Linked DNA regions of Mus musculus: region 2 is linked to region 1. Evidence: chromatin contacts called from ENCODE POLR2A ChIA-PET data. All regions are on one chromosome and are shown on one strand. The core of a region is the stretch at or near the end of the contact, and the rest is flanking DNA. Distances in the headings are between cores, read along the strand shown. Region 1 holds the start of Polr3d (polymerase (RNA) III (DNA directed) polypeptide D). Region 2 holds the start of Slc39a14 (solute carrier family 39 (zinc transporter), member 14).

Evidence for each region. ChIA-PET counts read pairs that join two places held with the same protein, here RNA polymerase II (POLR2A).
Region 2: POLR2A ChIA-PET joins it to region 1 with 15 read pairs in Patski. The contact joins the promoter of Slc39a14 here to the promoter of Polr3d in region 1. POLR2A ChIA-PET finds 5 or more read pairs at or near these places in 4 of 5 experiments (Patski and embryonic stem cell).

Annotation. Positions count from the first base shown.
Region 1 is chr14:70,442,160-70,444,809 of GRCm38, reverse strand. It overlaps Polr3d (polymerase (RNA) III (DNA directed) polypeptide D), which reads left to right and starts at 1,339. Exons shown (of 9, transcript NM_025945.3): 1 at 1,339-1,477; 2 at 1,690-1,859; 3 at 2,415-2,458. The coding sequence starts at 1,695. Mir320 (microRNA 320) reads right to left here and starts at 1,300; the gene lies at 1,219-1,300.
Region 2 is chr14:70,350,062-70,352,711 of GRCm38, reverse strand. Slc39a14 (solute carrier family 39 (zinc transporter), member 14) reads left to right here and starts at 1,288. Exons shown (of 10, transcript NM_144808.4): 1 at 1,288-1,432.

The sequences.
Region 1 (2,650 bases), core at 90-2,589:
GTTTACTTATTTACTATTTTCATTTTATTTATTTATTTTGGTTTTTCGAGACAGGGTTTCTCTGTGTAGCCCTGGCTGTCCTGGAACTCATTCTGTAGACCAGGCTGGCCTCAAACTCAGAAATCCACCTGCCTCTGCCTCCCAAGTGCTGGGATTAAAGGCGTGTGCCACCACTGCCCAGCAAAGTATACTTTTAATATGTACATTTTCTGAAACTCTTTCCTAGGGATATAATCTACAAGAAAGCAAAAAAGTTGGATGTATCAAATGTACACTAGCTATTTCTAACAACATACCTATTTAAAGTAAGTGCCCCATTAAGGAAACAAGTTACGATATATACATATAAATATGCACATATATATCCTCCCATTGGTCATTTGTCTCCGACAAAGAATACACTATTGTGTGGCACAATATTACAGTACATCAAAAATATTTTAATGCTAGCAGCCTATGGAATTCCAGCAGAAATAGGTTCCTTCCCTAGAATTACATAACCTTTTTATTTGTATTGGGGTCGCTGTAGTGTAACATTAAATGACTCCCCCCCCCCCAGATTAGATTGCAACCACACATTACAATAAAAAAATTTTTCAGCTGGGATTGGTGGTGTACATCTGTAATCCCTACAACTGAGGGATGAGTGAAGAGACTGGACTGCTGCAAATTCGAGGCCAGCCTGGTCTACTTAAGTTCCAGACTAGATAGGGTTACAGAGCAGGGTTGTCTTAAAAATACCCACACCTCCCAACCAAAAATCAAAAAACAAAAACCCTTCCAGTTGAAGAGCAAACTTCAGTTCCAAAGGCTTCCCAGATTTGACTAAGCAGTCATGGGCCCAGGTAGATGAGAAGAGCTATTGGCTGCTCTGTCCAAACTGCGTTAAGGGTGACACCCCAAGACCCCAGGGACCGGCAAGGGAAGGCGCACGCGAGCAAAGGGTCGAGCCCGAAGGTGCAATGACCACGCCAAGGTCAACGCAGGGAGGCTGCAGCCAGCCACGGCCTGAGGGCTCTAAGCTCCCTATGTCCGGAGCCCCATCCCGAGCGGCGACCCCACTGCTCCCAGAGGCTGCGCAGTGTGGACTCCACATACAGCAGGTAGGCGACCTTGGAGCCCCTCCACCTCCGACCCCGAGGACCGCACCTCTACTCCCTGCCAGGGGCCGAGACACGCCCCCACGAGTCACACCCCGGCACAGCTTACAGTCCACCTCCCACATCCTTTTTCGCCCTCTCAACCCAGCTTTTCCCGACTCCGGGAAGAACCGGGAAGAGAAGGCGGAGGGCGGCGAGGCACCGTCGGATAAATACTATGGTCAGGTCACGCCCCCTTGATGTCACTTCCGCCCCAGGGTAAGATGGCAGCGCCCGGTCCTTGCCACGCAGACTTCCGCCTTGCCCGGAGACCCGCGGCCCGTGGTTGCTCTAGTCGGAGGTGAGGTTGTGATACTCGGCGCAGAGCCTCCACGCAGGTGCGTCACGAAGTCCCCAGGGAAAGGGCAGGTGACGGAGTCCAAAGCTAGGGGTGGGGCGCTCCGGGAAGCCTCGCCACGTGGGACGGGGAGGAGCTGAGCTGCAGCGAGAGCGACGCACGGGCGGGGGGCGGGAGGCCACGTGGGTGCGGTTCCGCCCAGGGTCCTCGCGTCCAGCCCTTGGAGTCACTTTGTTGCCTACTTTCTTCTAGGAACCATGTCGGAAGGAAACGCGGCGGGCGAGCCCAGCAATCCTGGAGGGCCGCGACCCCTTCTCTCTGGGGGCCGGGGGCTGATCGGCCGGCGGCCCGCACCCCCGCTTACGCCCGGTCGCCTTCCCTCCATCCGCTCCCGGGACCTCACCCTTGGCGGAGTCAAGAAGGTACCTGCGAGCGCGTTTGTATAGAAACCCACCCAGGCCGTAGGGAGGCGACTCGTGATGTTCATTCATGTGCTGCCTTGGGCCCCTGGTGGGATGTCAGCCTTTAGAGAGACCTGCAAACCTAGGTGCTGGTACAGGACACTGACAGGGTCTCCTAGGCAATTAAAAGACAGTGAATCTAGTTGATTCAAGACATCCGGAAGTGCTTATTATGTTCTGGGCTCCTTACAAAATCCCTTGAAAGCCAGACAAAATTGCTTTACTTGCAATTTCGAGTGTTCATAACTCTGTGGATGTCAGTATTGAAAACTAATAATCTAGTAAGTGATGAATCTTAGGCATGCCGGTAACTGCTCTTTGTCCCCTCCTGTTATGTGTGTAACAGTAGATGTAACTGTACCGAGTAGCTCTGAAAAGGAATAGCAAACACAGGATAAAGCATTTTAGCTTTGCCTTGGGGGCTACTGGTGATAGTCTACCTGTCTCTCTAAGCCATCCCAGGACTGTTGGTCAGTTGAGCACATCGAAAATACAGTACTGTGTTTTACTTTTCAGAAAACCTTCACCCCAAATATCATCAGTCGGAAGATCAAAGAAGAGTAAGTAATGAATGAACAGTACTCACCCCGGTTAGCTCTGAATTTGGGGACGTAATTAGGTTGTGTGGCCTAGAGATTTTAACTTACGCTATTAGCTTATTCACCAGTGGTTCTCATCCTTCAATCCTGGGTTATATAGGGGCATGTTTCTTTTTGAGACAGTGCCTCGCTACATGGCCTTGCATGTCCTGG
Region 2 (2,650 bases), core at 39-2,538, 92 kb after region 1:
TACTTGTCCCCACTTCTCCAGTGCTGAATTACAGGTGAGCATTACCAGAACCGGTTGCTGGCCTCGAACTCATGGCTTTGGTGCGGTCTAAGCATACACTGAACCAAAAATCCCCCTTTTACCTTTTGAGAAAGGAGCTCACTAAATTGCCCCAGCTGGCCTTGAACTTGAGATCCTTCTGGCTCTAGAGTAGCTGAGATTATAGGTGTGCACCACCAGGATTGGCTATTACCTCACCAACCCCCAGCCCCACACTCTGGTGCTCTAGCCAGCCCGCAAGAGCAAGCTGCCATTGAGCTGAGTTCTTCCTGCCACCTGTTCTAGGGACATGGAGTTCTACTCCTATCACTTCCTTTTTGAGGGAACTTTCCCCAGCACTTAGATGCCATCTCTCTATTGAACAAATCTAGAGATACCACAGCCAGCTGGACACACTCCCTGTGCTAGAACAGAAACCCCCGCCATTCACTGGTTCCAGTGCCACTTGAGGTTCTTCCATGGGGCCCTCCCTGCCCCAGGTGACAGTTGGTTAAGCGATAGAGGAAATAATCCTAATATCCAGCTGAATAGAACAATAAGAGTTTAGTGGGTGGTTTATTTTTCTCAAGAAATTTGCATATACAAGGCTCAGTATCCAACACAATAGGCCCTTCCTACAGCGGAAGAGACTCCCTCCCAGGACAAACAAAACCTAAGGCTTGACCTCGCTCCTTAGGAATCTGATTAACTGTGAGAAAGAGGTGCGAAACTCTGAAAAAAAATGAATATGATCTTTTATTTGGATCGTTACAAGTTATTTTAATTCTTTTGGTTGGCTGGGGTAGGCAAAAAAAAAAAAAAAAAAAGCAGTTTATGAAGCGCTCCATCCTGCTTACAGAATATTTTAGAATTGGAGAAAACAGAAAAGTCTCTTAGATTCATCAACAGTGTTAAAACCACAAATGTCTACCAAGAGAGGGGCACTCTCCCTCAGGAGCGACAGGATGGAAGGTCACGCTGTGAGTTTCCCACAAAAGGGGCTAGGAAGGACAGATGGGAGGTTTCCAGAGAATAGCGGAGCCTGCAGGGCCTCCGTGAGTCAAGGATGGAATTCATCAAGGAAGGGTGGATGAAGCTAGAGAGAGCTAGGATGCGAGCCGGGGATGCACAACGCTGGAGGACCAGGTTGGCCAGGGTAACGACGCTGTTAGCTGGCGGTCCCACGTGGCAGGCCCGGGGGAGCGGGGCGGGGCAGCAGGCGGGGGCGGGCCCAGCGGTGACGCGCAGGGTATATGGCCGGGCATGCGCATGCGGCGGGGGCCGGACGTAGAGAGGGGGCGCGTGGCTGTTGGCGGGGACGCACCCACTCAGTAGCTGTGTCGCCCGCTGCCTTGGGGGGGGGGCCCTGGATAGTGAGGCTGCGTGGGCCCGACTGCCGGCTGGAGGACTTCAGGTGAGGACGGACCGGGCGCAGGCAGGATGGGAAGTCGGGCGCCTCCGGGTTAGGGGGGACACCGGGTGGGGGTTGGAGACACCGGCACGCCGAGGACCCAGAGTCTTTTCGGGAGGCCGCGCACTCCCTGAGCCCAGTCCTGGTAGCACCTGATTGCCGTGCCACGGTGGCGAGGAGAAGGAGGTCACTGCGCTGTCCCTTCAGCTGCAGGGCCCGGGATGTGTGAACCAGAGAAGGACGCCGGGGAGGTCGATAGCTGCTCAGAAAGGCTGAGATGAGCTTTCTAGAGCCCCAGGACACAGAGCGCAGAGGAAGCGGAGTAGATGGGTAGATCAGATGCTCTGCGGTGGCGGCTGCTCGGGGGCTCTGGTGTCTGGATCTTGCATCCCAGGAACCTATGTGTCCTTCTCCCTGCCCCACGCCAGACCACCCTCCGGCTGGAGAGTGATGCCCGATTCTTCTGGTTGGCTTGGGCAGGAGTGGATAACCGCAAGGGTGGCACCGCGCTGAATTCTCCCCTGACTAACGGCAGCGATGCCTCTTGGGCTCACTTAGGTTGGGACTGACCAAATTAGGTGGTCTGGTTACCGGCTGCTCCCTCTTAGAGTTTTAAAGCTATAGCTAAAGTAGCCATCAGACTCACCTTGTGATCCTGAGGTAGATTCTAAGCCGGAAAATTGCCTCTCTGGGTTGTGGGTTCAGCTTTAAGAATCTTCTGTCACCCCGGGGCCTAGATTCTAAGCTGATCTGTAGTCTAAATAGTTACATGGCTTGTGCGTTCAAGAGAACTCTCAGTTTGGTTTGGTGAGGGGTGGAGTGCTTTCCTGTGGCCTAAATGGAAGGATAGAGGCAGGAGCACTTTGGCAGGCCCCTCTTCGTGAAGTAACCTGGCTTTGGAATTGTAGCATTAGCTCTTTTTAGCCCCTGGTCATTGGGATAGATATATTTGCTGGAGGTGCTGATTTTAGGGGACGATAGAAACTGGCTCCGGAGTGACTATCTGGTCACTATTCTGGTTCAGGTTAGTACTGAGACCAGCCTGAATTGTCTATCCAAAAGATGTACAATTCCGTACTCCTTACCTATTAAAACAAATCTTCAACACTGAGGGGTTCCAACGTGCCTCCTTGGCCAAACAGCCAGAAACATGTCCAGAATCACAACTTCTGACAACTAGAATTAAAAGCCATCTAGTCCCCTTTCTATTGGTGACTTAGT